2 separate regions of the Mus musculus genome follow, and region 2 is linked to region 1. A link is a loop called in an ENCODE intact Hi-C map of the cell type or tissue named here. Cell type or tissue: heart. All regions are shown on one strand.

The links. Hi-C counts contacts between places; a loop is a spot of excess contacts. Peaks named below come from ENCODE experiments on the same cell type or tissue, not always from the same donor. Only the 100,000 strongest peaks of a DNase experiment are listed, where the experiment ranks them.
Region 2: it touches region 1 in a loop (4-fold over the local background); 20 of 42 quality-filtered maps call a loop at or near these places.

What each region holds. Positions count from the first base shown.
Region 1 is chr17:8,797,000-8,804,999 of GRCm38, reverse strand. Pde10a (phosphodiesterase 10A) reads right to left here and starts at 3,255. Exons shown (of 22, transcript NM_011866.2): 1 at 2,855-3,255. The coding sequence starts at 2,921. In heart, a CTCF peak has its summit at 4,169; DNase peaks (open chromatin) are centred at 1,471, 2,719, 3,689 and 4,319; H3K4me3 peaks cover 3,734 bases; H3K27ac peaks cover 2,338 bases; H3K27me3 peaks cover 6,647 bases.
Region 2 is chr17:8,610,853-8,618,852 of GRCm38, reverse strand. It overlaps a transcript of Pde10a not described here. Among named protein-coding and RNA genes, the nearest start is that of Gm46585, 120 kb to the left of the region's middle. In heart, a CTCF peak has its summit at 4,506 (motif pointing left); no DNase peak of the experiment used is centred here; H3K27me3 peaks cover 1,744 bases.

The sequences.
Region 1 (8,000 bases):
ATAGATCTGTGGCTTCAACATGCTTAAGCAAGAGGGACCAGCTAGGGCAGGATCTGGTACTGGCAATGGTAGCAGGCAAGTGTCTGCTCAGCGCGTGACCAGGTAAGCCGAAAAACAGAACAAAACAGACACAGGATGAGGCTATTGTCCTCCTACACAGGGCTCCCTTTCTCACAAGAGAACTGTAGTATGCACTTGTCTAAGTAGCATCTGGGCTCAGCAGCCTGCACATGACGATTTGTTTGGCTGACAAAGAGATCAAAGTAAAAGAAAGCTCCGATACAAGCCCCACAGGGATACATCTGATTACCTCTGTGCATTTTTGTGTCCTTGGAGAATACACAAGTTCCTTCCAAGAGGCTTTTTTTTTTTTTAAGAAAACTGCCAAATTTCAGATCCTTCAGTGTTTAAGACCCAGGTGGCCTGCTCTTTGACCCCAGACAAAAATAGAACCCCTAAAAGTATGTGTTGGGGGGGGGGAGAAGTGGAACATAGAGCAGCCTTTCCTCAGGTATCAATCTCTTCCTCTCCTTTTGAGTTGGGGTGTGTGAGAACAGACTGTCTACAAGTCACATATACCCTAGTACTTACTGCTCTCATTGTATCCCAAAGCTACAGAAGCCTTGTTCTTAGGAACTGGAGTGAGCATGCCTTAGCAGGGATAGCTTCTCCTGTTTGGAATCATGTACAGAGTAGAACTCTGAAAGATAACACCCTCCCCAGGATAGGGTACCCCAAGATAACTCAGATATCTCTCTGGAACTGCTCATCTTTGTTCAGAACCATAATTTCTACTTCGACGCCAGCCCCACCTTAGACAAAGACAGCACCTATAGATCCATGCACACATACTCTCCAAAAGGAGGGGGAAAAAGTGTTCCAGCCAAATCTCTCTCATATATGTGACATTTGGAACTGCCAAGTATAGTGGCCTACAAGCCTATGCTTGAGCATGCCTAAGCACATACGTGTGCATCAATTGCCAAAAGAGAAAACATACTTATGTAGTAAAGGGGAAAAAATGAACTGTCTAGGAGGCAGAAGACCCCGGAGCAAGCCCAGTCATAGGCCTTAGGGTTATTCCAACAACCCAAGAGTCTATGGGCCCCACCTTCTCCCATTACCTCCAAACCAGGGTCAATCCATGGAGTCCCTTTTGGAAAGTATGGTCTCTGCCGACCACAATCTAAGGGAAAGAGTACAAGCTCGTACGAAGATGCTCCATGTGCAGCACCCATAAATCACATATACAGGGATGGGGGAAGTACACACCTGGGGGAAGCCTCGGGCTCGGAGGACAGCTGGGAGCATGGAGTCCACACCCTTCAAGGCAATTGAGTCAACAAGCAAGTCTAAGCAGAGATTTGCTGAATACTGCCTGCAGGTGTGTGAGTGGCCACTGGGTCATGTGGCTACTGTGGACTGGCCCAGGGCCAGGGAAGCAGGATTGCGGGAGTCAACCCAGCCAGAAGGGAACATGGTCACCCACCTGGTGGCTAGACTCTAAGGGGCTCCTGGGTACACACCTAGAGCAGTCCTGAGGAGGGTCTCAACCCTGACACCCCATGTCCCTGCGCGGAGGTCCACTCCCGTTAAGGAGTGAGTGGTACTTAGGAGCAGTAGCAAGAAAGCTCATTTACAACCTGGCAGCTTCTGCCTGGAGAAAGCTAGGCAAAAAGCGCGGCTTACCAGCGAGAAAGCAGACAAAGGCTCGGTGCGCACGCGGTGGACTGTGGCACCAAATCCACGCTCAGGGTGGAGCAGATGCCCGAGTCTCACAATTTCCCACGGATGTGCCCTCTCAGAGCACAGACTCTCCCACCAGGTCCCGCCTGGTCCCTTTCCCGCCCCGGTGTTCTGGTCCTCACCCTGCTCACCCTCCATCCACAACAGCAGCGACTCCCTCCTCTGCGCGTCTGGAGCTTCTTTCCTAAACATCGTCTGCCTGCCTGCCTGCCTCCTTCCTTCCTTCCTTCCAGTGAAGCTGCTTTTGACTTCTTTGCTCAATCTTGTCCCCCTCCCCCTATGACACGCCCTCTGTTGCCCCTGCCCCAGAAGGCTTGCAGACCTGCACCCGGGAGGGGCAGGTCAGAAAGGTCATGCTACAGTTGTCCCGCGGGTCCGAAGGAACCAGAGGTGCCTTTTTCTTCTATGCTAACGCCCCATTGTTCCTTGGCTTTCTTCACCCACCCTTGCACCAGCTCCCCAGAATCTGCGTGAGGTGGGCTGGGGGGCGGGGGGAAAGTGCTGCGTCCTTTTCATGAGGGTGGGTGCACCCAGCTCCATACCACTGGTCCGCGCGCCAGAACACAGTCACTGCAGGCTCGGGCACAGCCCTCCTTCACATTTGGAATCCTGGGCTTCCTGAGCCTTGCCTATCCCCATGGCTGCGTCAGGAATCCAGCGGTTTAGATCCCCAGGACCCCCCCAGTGGAAGGAAGCATATATACTCCAGTCAAGTGATCACAGGCTAGAGAGAAATGTAGAGTAATCGGTGACAAACTTGATGGTCTAAATCATGAGTCGGGTCAATGTGGCCAGGGACAGCTCTAGGAAGCAGGTTAGTTTCTAAACGTCCGGCTCCAACACCCTCCGGGTCACGCTTCCTCTGTGCGCACGCCGGGCTGGGGAAAGCCGGGTGTCCCTACGCTGATGGGCGGTCCCGAACGTCCCTGAGGTGCCACCAGCTTCCTGAGACCCACTGGCCAATATTGGTCTGGTACACACACACACCTTGCAGACTACCCACTACCGTAGCAGCTCCCTCCCCACCCCACGATCTGAACCCCCGATTTGTCCCCACCAAGCCAGAAAACCACCCCGGCCACGGGGAACGTGGGGCCGGGCCACTTACTGGGGCTGAGGAAACACTCGGTCAGCCTTCGGAAGCAACTCGCATTGTTAGAGGGTCCATCTTCCATGTCGGAGCCGAAGGGCAGCGGCCAAACGGTGGCAAGGGGGAAGGCGGCGCCTCGGGGCCGCCAAAGAGTTCGGCCACCGGCGGCAGAGCCGGGGCCGAGGCCAGGGCAGCCCCCGCCGGCGCCCGGAAAATCCGAGGAGTCCGCGCGGCGTGCACCCGGGTGTAGGGGAAGCCGCGGCGGCGGAGATGGCCGGGGCCCGGCGCGGGCAGGGAGCAGCAAGCCTTGAATCGCAGGCGAGAGGAAGAGCCGCCGCCGCCCGCCGCTGCCACCGCTGCTGCCACCGCTGCTGCGGTGACTACTGCCTGGGGGGACGCTCAAGGGAGCTGCCTCTTGTCCTCCTCCTCCGCCGCCGCCGCCAGCATCGCCGCCGCCGCCTCCTCCTCCTCCAGCCGCCGCTGCGCCCTCCCTTCTCGGGAGACGCGCGGGGAGGTGGAAGGCAGATGAGGAGGGGACAAGAGGGGGAGGGGGGAGGGGGGGCGGCGGCCAGAAGTACCAGGAAGATGAAAAGGAGGAGGAGGGGACAGGGGAGGAGAAGGCAAGCGCCCAGGGAGCACGGGCCGCCACCCAACCACAGCCTCCGGCACGGAGAGCGGAGAGGGCGCTGGGGCCCCCAGTGGGGCTGGCGTGGCCTGCGGGAGACAGGGACCGGGACAGGGGCGGGGGCGCCGCTAGCTCCTCCCGGCTGCAGCCAAGCAGCTCCCGGGCCAGGCTCAGGCCCACTGTACTCCGCCCGCTGGCCGCGCCGCACCGGGGTTCCAGAGGGACTTGGACACGGCCGGGCTCGTCCCCAGACTCCCGCAGTGGGGCCTGGGGGTGGGGAGCGAGCCGCTCCTCCGGGCTAGCCATGGCCCTCCTCCCCAGCTTGCAAGGGGGGCAGGCGGGAGGGCGCGGCGGCCCGGACTCTGCGGGCTCCGCCCCCGCAGCACCGGCCCTCCCCGCGACGCTGCCCAGGCTCTGGTCCGGTCCGCCTCTCGGGTCTAGGGTGCCTCTCCGGCCCGGGGGTTCACATCGTGTTCCCTTTGGGATTCAATAGGACCGCGGGCGGGGGGACGAGTCCCGATCGCTGCGCCGGGGTGCGGGCTGGTACGCACGATCCGCGTCCTTCCCGGCCTGGCGAGGCTGCCGGGACGCTGCCTGCGGGCGTGGCGTGGTGTGTGCAAGCTCCGGCCGGCGCCTGAGCCGCGGCGGCTGCTCCAGAGCAGCGGAGAAAAGCGCCGCAGTGCTGCTGCCCGTGGAGGCGGCGGTGGTGGCGGCGGCAGAAGACGCCCACTGGCGGAGCAGGCGCTCCCCGAACCGCCACCGCCCGCGCCCACGTTGCGCGTCCACTGGAACTCAGGTCCCAGCACCCTGGCACTCTGCGTGTGGTGTGTGCCCCTGGCCCGCTAGTCTCCCTGGAGGTGGCACATCTGGATCTGGCGTTCCAGATGCTAAACCCACAGCCTAGCCTCTGTTCCAGCTGTGTGCAAACCACATCCGCCTGTGGGCGGGTGACCTGAACCAGGGAATCCTCTCTCCAGCCCCGCAGTATCAACAGAGAAGGCTTTTGGTCAGAGCTCCTGGAGGGGGGGATTCAAATTTGGACATTTAGCAAGTTTAAAATCAAGGCAGAGTTCCCATTAGAATGTCTCAAAAGGCGGTTCTTTCCGGGACTGCCTTGCCAATACCCACTTTAAAGCGAACTTTAGGTATGTCAGCCCACTTTGTCCTGGTGGGTCTGGAAGATAGAAGGAGCAAACTAGGGTTCGCACACAAAATGTAAAGAGTTCATTGCTTTAAAACCCAGAGACCATCTGTCACCAGTGGCTTACTTGGGCCCCCTATTCCTTCAACAGCCTGGAGACCGCTGCTGTAGAAAAAGTCTGGCGCAATGGGCGCTGAGAACAGGAACTTTGAGAGTTGGGGGAAGCTGACTAGCCAAGGAGCGCAGGTGCAGGTGTTGGCGATCCTGCCCTTGCCGACTCCCCTCAACCACCTCTGCACACCCGTTTTGAGTGTCCTGATTGCCTCTTGGTAGAACAGTCAGCGTCCTAAAGACCAACAGCTCAGCACCTAAGCTTATGCTGCCGTGCAGCGGCTTGGCTGATCCAGGGCTGGGACTCTGAGTATGAGACCTGCAGGGATGGCAGGAACAGTTTCTCCTCGTCGCAGTTTTCTTTTTTATTCGGATGATTTTCATGTTTTGATTTGCAGTGAATTCCACATTCTTCTGCAATACACTCTTTTCCCGGACTCCTGTCTCCTGATTCCAAACCCCTAAGAGTGGAAAAGGAACAGTCACGGTTGCACCGGATTGACCAGGTGGCATTCTGAGGACCTGATACTTCAGGCGTCCTCTTTAAAGTTCCCGACATTTTGGCAATTCTGAGAAGGACAGTCTCAGAGTGTAGCATAATAGCAGGAGCCAGCCAGTCCACCTCACCATGAGATCCCTGCGCTTGCAGAACAAAGAACCAGATCAATGATTCTTACCTTGGGGGCCAAGAGTGCCTTTCCATCCCCCAACCCCTGGCCCTAGTGAAGAAGAAAATATAGACAGGAGTAGCACCACCAGGCTCCATCTGCAGCCTAGGACTTGCATCTTCTACAGCCCCGCAGACTGCCCTTGCTCACTTGGCTGAGAGCAAGTTCCCTGTTCGCGAGACGGGAACGTGTTTAGGCAAAGGGATTTCTCCTTCAAGAGTTAATCGTTCATTCTTTACAAAAGTTTCTCCTTGCCACTTAAGGCTTATCAGTTGTAGGTTTTTGAGGCATTGAAACGATTTCCAGGCGCTCGAAAACTTACTTCTAGATGGATATAAGCTGCCTTGAAGCCGCAGGAGCCGGGAAAGCTTTACACATTTGCTCTGTTAGTCTTTGTTAGATCGAACTGCAAAATCTCTCTCTCTCTCTCTTTCTCGTTAACCCTTTTCCAGAGTCGACCTTCTTCCTATTTTACATCATTTTTCTCCCATTGCTTGCTGGAAACAAATCTGTATCCTGGACAAATAACAAAGTCACAAAGTGTAACGAAGGAAAGGGAACACTAGGAAGAGGAACAAAAAAGCAATTACATTTTGATTGTCCCCCTACCTCCCTTAACACTGGCATCCTCCGCTGTTCATTTAAGTCTTCTAGGCACTTGGCTACTTATATTTGGAACACACATCTAAAGATTCCAGTCTTGGATGGCTTGTTTCCCTTGCCTCTTTGCATTTCTCTGCTGATCACACCAGGAAGCAGAGAAGACTGGGTTGCTGGACCTTGTCACTTCAAACTCCTTGTGAATAAACACATTCCTGAGCCTGCAGGAGTGGTAGCATTCTTAAACTTGACCAGGTAGTTACTGTTGGGATGGCATCCGATTGTAGCTCAAGCGGAGGGCAACTGTGGCTGCCTGATAGGGGTCCTGCCAAAGGTAATCGGGTATAGGAGCTGTCTCAACGATCTTGGTTAAAATGATTCTCCTCACCTCAGGTGAACAGTCAACACAACTTGCTGGAGTTGAAAACTAAAAGAATAAACTAAAAGACAGCAGTTAGAGGTTAGCACCAGCAGACACGGAGTTATGCGGACTGCACTGGCACCCTTGTGGAGCACCCACATATAGACAAAGGCTAAACACTGAGCCCTCCCCCTGGCTCCCACGGAGTGCTGCACCCATGTAAATTTCAGATTGGCTTTTAGTGTTTTATGCCTAAAAATTCACCCATACAGCGGGTAGTAACTGCCTGCTTATTACCTAACTTGTATCATATGCTCTTAAATATTATGGTTCAAGAGAGAGCCCAAGAAACGTGGAAATAATGATTTTCTTTGAAAGCATATAACTTTTATTTGGCTAATAATCAACATGATTAACATTTGATAAACTTTTTGGTAGACCTACAGGTCTGTGTTTTTTTTTTTAAATGAATTCCTGTAGTTTTATATATTTTCCAGAAAGGGGTGGGGTGGGGTGGGAGACCTGTTTTTCTCTTTTAAAGTGCTAATATCCTAACTTTACTAACACATGAAAACCAAGGTTAATTCAATGTTAAACTGACCTTTTTAAACACACAAGGTTTATATATTTTCTTAAAGCCCCTTTCTCTTTGCCTTGATTTTAACCTTTAGAACTTACAACATGGAGCCAGGCTTTCCTAAGCTGGTAGCTATTGTTGCCAACTCAAACTCAGAGGATTGAACTGCTGGTTATCAGTAAGGTTATTTCCACAGACCTTCTGTGTTCCAAAAAGATAACCCACCCACCACCTCGTGTGGTCAGTGTGGGGTTTATCTTCCCCACACTTCCCCAGGACCTCCTAAGCCCACGCACCTCCTTTCAGGGCTGCATGTAACTCTGAGTTACCAGGAAGTTTCCTTCAATGTCTCTCACCCTCAGTCCACCACAGCTTACTTTCTAGACTCCTGGAATTTGTTTCTTGCTAGCATATCTCAAGAAAGTTACTGCCTGTGTGATTCATAATGACAATTCCATTTTAAACAGTCTGACACTGGGGGAATTGCTATTCCATAACATTTATAAAAAAGACAGACAGACAGACAGATACTCCTTTACGTTTCACCTGCTAAAAGATCACAAATGTCTATTATTGGTGATGTTAAAAAACTTTGCCTAGGGTGAGAGTTGTATTTTTATAGTGCTGTCATAGACAAGCCTAAGAGGGAAAAAAATGGGATATTATAATTCTAGTAAGAAAAATACTATTGAAATCAATTCTAGGTTGTGGAAATCTTAAAAAGAAGGGGGAGGGGAGGGGGAGGGGAGGGGGAAGGGAGGGGGAGGGGAGGGGGAGGGGAGGGGGAGGGGGAGGAGCTGATTTTCACTTACTGTATAAATACCCACCTCACCAACCAAATTACTTTATACACTTAAACATTCTATATTAGAGAAGTTTTAATTTTGTTATTTTATGTGATAAAACAAATAGCCAGTATAGCTTGCATTATCCTTTCCTTAGTGAACACCAGAATACTGCTTAGTTATTTTTGTTTTGATTTGTTACAATATGAATACTTGACAAAAATCTCAAGAATTCATGCCTTCTGAGGAAAGGGAGATATATAATGTGTGTGTGTGTGTTTTCTTGACAGAAATAA
Region 2 (8,000 bases), 190 kb after region 1:
GGTGGAATCTCAAGGTTGTTTTGATTTGCATTTCCCTGATGACTGAGGATGTTGAACATTTCTTTCGGTGTTTCTCAGCCCTTTGAGTTTCCTTAGTTTAGAATTCTGTTTAGCTCTGTTCCCCATTTTTTAATAGGGTTATTTGGTTCTCTGGAGTCTAACTTCTTGAATTCTTTATATATATTGATATTAGCCCTCTATCAGATATAGAATTGGTAAATATCTTTTCTTAATCTGTTAGTTGCCGTTTTGTTCTATTGAACGTGTCCTTTGCCTTACAGAAACTTTGCAATTTTATGAGGTTCCATTTGTTGATTCTTGATCTTAGAGCATAAGCCATCAGTGTTTTGTTCAGGAACTTTCCCCCTGTACCCATGTGTTCAAGACTTTCCCCCACTTTCTATTAGATTAAGTGTATCTGGTTTTATGTGGAGGTCCTTGATCCACTTGGACTTGAGCTTTATACAAGGAGATAAGAATGGATCAATTTGCATTCTTCTACTTGTTGACTGCCAGTTGAACTAGCACCATTTGTTGAAAATGGTGTCTTTTTTCCACTGGATGGTTTTAGCTCCTTTGTCAAAGATCAAGTGCCTGTAGGTGTGTGGGATCATTTCTGGCTCTTTAATTCTATTCCATTGATCTACCTGCCTGTCACCATACCAATACCATGCAGTTTTTAATCACTATTGCTATGTAGTACAGCGTGATCATGGTGAATGATCATTTGGAGGTGTTCTTGGGTTCGGTTTGAGAGAAGTTTATGGAGTATTTTTGCGTCAATATTCATAAGGGAAATTGGTCTGAGGTTCTCTTTCTTTGTTGGGTCTTTGTGTGGTTTTGGTATCTGCATCACAGTGGCTTCATAGGATGAATTTGGTAGTGTTTCTTTTCTTTCTAGTTTGTGGAATCGTTTGAAGAGTGTTCGTATTAGGTCTTCTCTGAAGGTCTGATAGAATTCTGCACTAAAACCTTCTGGTCCTGGGCTTTTTTTGTTGTTGGGAGATTTTAATGACTGCTTCTACTTCTTTAGGGGTTATGGGACTGTTTAGAGGGTTTATCTGATCTGGATTTAACTTTAGTATTTGGTATCTGTCTAGAAAATTTTCCATTTCATCTAGATTTTCCAGTTTCATTGAATATAGGCTTTTGTAGTAGGATCTGGTGATTTTTGGCATCTCCCCAGTTTCTGTTGTTACATCTCGCTTTTAATTTCTGATTTTGTTTAGTTTGTATTTCCATGATCTGTCCATTGATGAGAGTGGGGTGTTGAAGTCTCCAATATTATTGTATGAGGTGCAATGTGTGCTTTGAGCTTTAATAGAGTTTCTTTTACATATGTGGGTGCCCTTGCGTTTGGAGCATAGATATTCAGAATTGAGTTCTTCATGGTAGATTTTTTCCTTTGATGAGCATGAAGTGTCCTTCCTATCCTTTTTTATAACTTTTGGTTGAAAGTTGATTTTATTCGATATTAGAATGGCCACTCCAGCTTGTTTCTTGGGACCATCTACTTGGAAAATTGTTTTCCAGCCCTTTACTCTGAGGTAGTGTCTGTCTTTGACACTGAGGTAAGTTTCCTGTATGTAGCAAAATGCTGGGTCCTGTTTATGTATTCAGTCTGTTAGTCTATATTTTGTAATTGGGGAATTGAGTCCATTGATATTAAGGGATATTAATGAATAGTGATTGTTGCTTCCCATTATTTTTGATGATATTTTTATGTTTGTGTAGCTATCTTCTTTTGGTTTTGTTGAAAGAAGATTACTTTCTTGCTTTTTCTAGGGTGTAGTTTCCCTCCTTGTGTTGGTGTTTTCCATCTATTAACCTATGTAGTACTGGATTTGTGGAAAGATATTATGTAAATTTGTTTGTTTTTTTTTTCATGGAATATCTAGTTTTCTCCATCTATGGTAATTGAGAGTTTTGCTGGGTATAGTAGCCTGGACTGGCACTTGTGTTCTCTTAGGGTCTGTATGATACCTGCTCAGGATCTCTTAGCTTTCATAGTCTCTGGTGAATACTCTGTGGTAATTCTGATAGGTCTGCCTTTATATGTTACTTGACCTTTTTCCCTTACTGCTTTTAATATTCTATCTTTATTTAGTGCATTTGGTGTTTTGACTATTATGTAATGGGAGGGATTTATTTTCTTGTCCAATCTATTTGGAGTTCTGTAGGCTTCTTGGATGTTCATGGGCATATCTTTCTTTAAGTTAGGGAATTTTTTCTATAATTTTGTTGAAGATATTTACTGGCCCTTTAAGTTGGGAATCTTCACTCTCTTCTATACTTATTATCCTTAGGTTTAGTCTTCTCATTGTGTCCTGGATTTCCTGGATGTTTTGGGTTAGGAGATTTTTGCATTTTGCATTTTCTTTGAATCTTGTGTCAATGTTTTCTATGGTATCTTCTGCACCTGAGAGTCTCTCTTCTATCTCTTGTGTTCTGTTGGTGATGCTTGCATCTTGATCTCTTTCCTAGGTTTTCTATCTCCCGTGTTGTCTCTCTTTGTGATGTCTTTATTGTTTCTATTTCCATTTTTATATCCTGGATGGTTTTCTTCAATTCCTTCACCTGTTTAGTTGTGTTTTCCTGTAATTCTTTAAGGGATTTTTGTGTTTCATCTTTAAGGGCTTCTAGCTGTTTATCTGTGTTCTCCTGTATTTCTTTAAGGGAGTTATTTATGTCCTTCTTAAAGTCCCCTATCATCATCATGAGATGTGATTTTAAATCAGAGTCTTGCTTTTCTGGTGTGTTGGGGTATCCGGGGCTTGCTATGATGGGAGAACTGGGTTCTGATGATGCCAAGTAGCCTTGGTTTCTGTTGCTTTTATTCTTGCACTTGCCTCTCACCATCTGGTTATCTCTGGTGTTAGCTCGTTTGGCTGTCTCTGGTTATGGCTTGTTCCTCGTGCAAGTCTGTATTCCTGGGAGACCAGTTCTCTCAAGGAGGAATTTGGGTATGGAGAACTGTGGCACAGGGTCAGTTCCAGGTGCAGATGGAAACCGGAAGAATCCTGTCCAAGGCTACTCCTCGGTTCCTGTGTCCTGATGGTTCCAGGCGGGTCCCTCTGAGCAGAAGTGCCTGTGCTCACAGGCGTGCCCACACTCCTGGGAGACCAGCTCTTTCCTGGCGGTATTTGGGTATGGAGCGCTGTGGCATAGGATCCACTCTGGGTATTGTGGCACAGCTCAATATTACTCTTCTAAGAAATTAACACTAACAAAATTTATAATTACTTATCAGTACATTTAAAATAGCAGGGGAAAGAGCTGTTGTGTGTTAATATATGTAACATGTTACCATGGAGAGCAATGCTGTGAAAGAGCAGCCTTGTTTTACATTTGACATTTTGAAAATCTCTTAGCTGTGTGGCTTTATTTGACGCTAGAGGGTCTTCATATAGACCCTAGCTCCCCTTCTGGAGAGATCTGCTGCTTTCTGGGGCTCATGAGAGCAACCTGGCTTCACGCAGTCACATGGCTAGGAGATGGAATTGTGGGAATTCTTCAATGGGACCTGGAGTCCGTCGGTGGCAGCTTTGTAGCAGATGAATGAGGGGGAGTCAGAAACCATCCTTGCCTAACAGAAGGTTTCCGCATCTCCAATGTGTAGGTCACATGTGAGTCTCTGGGATGTCCTGGCTCTTAAAGCACACAACATAAAATGTCACTCAGGGACACCACTCCCAACTGTGTCATGGGTGCTCTGTGTTGTTAAACATTGCAAAAATCAAGTTCACAGTGAGTGGTTTAAGTCTGCAAAATGTTGACTTTTTTCTTAAAAGCCTGAGATTTATCCTGGGCCACAAATACCGACAACGAAGATCAGTATTGCTCCTTTCTGAGCACTTGAGTCTGTCTGGCACTTGGGTCTGAATGCTGGTCACAGGTGTTGCGGTAAAGGGACTGGTCCAAGGGATATTCATTCCCAAGACACAACGATATTGCTTTCCAGTACTTGTTATGACTCGGTGGGTCCCATGAGATCGTTGTGCCAGCTTCCCATTTAGTCACAGGAAGTGTTACAAAGGCACCCGAGAGTGTCTGTGTTGAGCACCTGCGCATTGCTCGATGATGTTGTGTTCTGCTTTCTTGGCTCTGAGGATAGGCTGTAGTGGGGAAGATGGGACTCTGGTACCGCTGGAAATACTGGAGAAACACAGGCATGTCTGCCCAACACATTCGGCCCGCACAGCACCACAGCACAAGAGCAGGAATTGCCTTATGAGAATCCTTGGCCTTCTAAATTCCCTGAATGTGGGCAATAGCCCAAAAAAACAAGGACATAGATCATTCTAATTTGATCCAGGAGTGTCTTTGTAGGAGGATTATAGCTAGTTATACACATTAACTAGCATCGAAGTTACTGAGCCTCCCCATATATAGTGTGTGCCCTAAAAACAAATTTGTAGTGTGATCTGCTTTGTTTTTTTCTTCATCCAAACTGGAAGGACATGGAGGTTATAGTTCTGAGTAGTGGGTGCCCCCTGCTGGTCATTACTGGAAGTGGCACGGTAAATAGTGGCATCAGAACTGCAAGGCTGGCTGTACCCAGCAGCTCCCTTCTCAAAAGGCAGAATATTTTAGAGTGCTCGGCCACAGACAGAGCCTGCCCTCAAGCTCATTTTCAACTGTCGAAACTGTTTTTAAAAGGTTCAAGTTTGCTTTTCACGATTCTAAACATCTTCTGGTTTCCAGTAAACCTGGGCACTGCCAGCCCTAAATGGTAAAGTAGGGGCTATGCTGTCACATGAGAGCATAGAGTCTGTGCTCAGGCGAGAGGAGTCATCTGTCTTTCTATGTGTGTGCATGCATATGTGCTGGGGCAGAAAGAGAGTGAGCAGGTAGATGAAAAGAAACAGTAGAAAGAAAACTTGTATTTATTTAGAAGAGGTGACATCTTGTCTGTATCTCTGCGCTCACCTACCCAGCCATCACCCCTGCACATGGAGATGGGGCTGCAGCCATGGCCATACTACATTGGCACTCATCAGGTCTGCATACACTCTCACTGATGCTCTTCCGCAAACTGTCCCATACTTGTTGACTTGGAACCACATGAGTCCACCCCATCTCAGCAAAGAGATCTTCTCATTGGAACACGGGCTCCCAGCTACCCACCTCCACAAGTGCTCTCTATCAGACGTGCAACGGGCTGATAACTGAACACTTGGTGCCTGCCACAGGTTAATGGGGGCTCCCAATCCCAGGGGTGCCCGGGCAAGGTGAGCTTTGTGGCCTCTGAGGACACTATCTGGGGGCCAAAAACTAGGAAGGTTTCATCGCTCGGGAAAGTGATATTTGGACTGTTTTTGCAAGACCTCTATGATTGCAGCAGGCAGAAAGGAAAGGTAGCTTACTTGAAGTTAATTAAGCCTTCAGACAGGTGTGTTCCTGAAATGCATACTATGGGGACTGCAAACACAGCTCAGCAGAGTGCTTACCCAGCATGCATGAAGCCTTGGGTTTGGCCCCCAGTACCACATAAAATGTGGCAGTGCCAAGCATCATAAAGGCACTGTTTGATGCTGTTCCTGGGCTTGGACAACCTGGACTGACTCTCCACTGCTCTTAGTGGAAATTTGCTACACACCTTTTGCTTATACTTGTATTTCTCACTGTTAAAGGCCTCGCTCTGAAAGCTAGAACTGGGATCACAAACGCTAGTGCAAACAGGAGTGAAATTAATGGAAGTTCCCTGGAAAAACTGTTATGCAGAAAAGCAAGTCTTTCTTAGAGCTTATTACTTCGATATATGTTTAGATCATTAATGAAGTTATTAGTAAGCATGAGACAGAGGATTTGAGAAAAAAAAAACAGTCTTTCAAATCAACAACTATTATATTACATCCTTTGGGGATTATAGCAGGAGAAGGGACACCAGGCTGAAGGGCTTTTGTGGTTTCCATAGTATGATACATTTTTCTGAGGTCCTAGAACAGTCTCCATTTTCTGGTTTTTTTTTTTCTTAATAATAAAAATTGGGGTATTCCAAGGACTTGTTGCAGGTTCATTATGGCCCACATCTAACTGCTCTTGAACTAGAACTTCTGCCACCTGGATGTTTTTCTTGGGTTAGGGGCTATTGCTCCACCCAGACCTCCATCAGACCTTCAGGTTATAAGGTCAACTGTTCTGCAATGGCCTTAATTAAAATTTCCGATACCCTATTCTGCTTGTTTATAGGTTCTATTGGAAATAATCTTCCTTAACCATCTTTTCCTAATCCTTTTGGGGGATCATATACCACATCTAACATTTGAGAGGAAACTATTTCATTAGGGCTTTACCAAAAGGGGGTCTGTTTGTCTCCCTGCTCCTGCATCCACTTGCTCCAAGTCCTGCCCTCAGCCGGAACATAGCAACCCAGGCCTGTAGTCCAGCACTTGGAAGGTAGAGGCAGGAGAATGAGAAGTTCGAATTTATCCTTAGCTCTGTAGCAAGTTTGAGACCAGACTGTCTGTTTTCTCAAAGAGGAGAAGGAAAAAGTGCATACATTCTAGACAAACAAGACATTTCTTTCAAAGATATATCACCATTGAGAGACACAGCTTATCGATAAGAGGAGTGATACCGGCTATACCATCTACTTCAAGTATTCAGATTCTGCAGCAGTTATGGGATGTGCACACTCCAAGTCAGAATGCACAGTGGCCTCCCTTCTTGCACCACATTTCCCCCCAGAGGTAAAGTCCCACCTCCCTAGAGAGTTCAAACCAAGACCATCTGGTGCTGGGGCTGCCTGAGCTGGCTCTGGTGTAGTAGTGACCAGATGTGCCTGGTCACTGAGCTGTGTGGCTCAGGTTAGCAGACAGTGATAGGGTGGTTTGTCTCCAGAACCAAACAAAATAACATCAGGCTGACTATATCACGCATAGGTGCTTTTAAATCGTGCTCAGTAGGTTCTGGCACCCAGCAGTGTGTTTGGGGAACCATAGGTCACTGTGGCCTGTTATCCATGTCTTCAGGAAAAGGAGAGTAGTCACTCAGGATCACCGAGATCAGGGGTTGGTTCATTCTCGTGTTGTCCATGTCAGGAAACAAATTCTGGTCCTTCCTCTTTGTTCCCTCCCCATCACCACCTCTCTTGTTCCCACCTCCCCATCACCGCCTCTCTCGTTCCCACCTGCCCATATCACTATGAGAGCCAGACACTGAGCTTAGTGTGGGCTTCTCCATGTGAGAGACAAAGAAGCAGCATCATGGTGGCAGCGTGTGACTGAACATGCCACCTTTGCTGTTCCAGAAGGTGGAGACACAATTAGAACTGGGGAATTGTGCTCCAAGAACCACAGTTTAAGCAGCCTTCACAATGACAGCGGAGGCCTGGGCTGGATTCTCTTTGCACCAACTGTAACACTGACTACATAGGCTCCGCTGTCCACCTGCCTACCTCTGCAACCCTACTGAGGGAGGTGCAATTAGCAAAGGAGAGAAACAAAAAAGTTCTTCCATGTGGACTCAGAAACATGCTTTCCTGCTATTGAAAAAATCTCCCGCGCATCTAAAAATCATCCAAGGATTTCCTTCCCTAGGCACCCTGAGTATGTCTTGTGTCACTCAAGTGGCCCAGATTCCTGTGTGCCATAAAGTCAAGAGACCTCACGGATGGGCCAAGCAATCTGAAGGGCAGAGAGAGGCTAGAGAAGGCCAGACATGGCTGACTCGTGAGCAGCATCTCATCCTGGGCACTATTATGGATAGGTTTGCAGGTTCAGGGTCGGGCGGTTTGGGCAGAGTGTGAACAGGAGAGGGACACCTCATGATTATCACAAGTTCAAGGACATGGTGAGGATGAACCCTCAGAAGTTTGTACTCAAGAGGCCAGAAGCTTAGCAACCATTGCCCTGTTGGCCAGGATTGCTGTTCCCGATGGCAAAGCCAGCTCTCTCCACCCTCCATGTGCCTTTTGCTGAGTCGTATGCGCTGATGGGACCCAAGCCCCAGCTTTACTGGCCTAGTCAGCCACACACAGTGAACGTGTATTCCCAAAC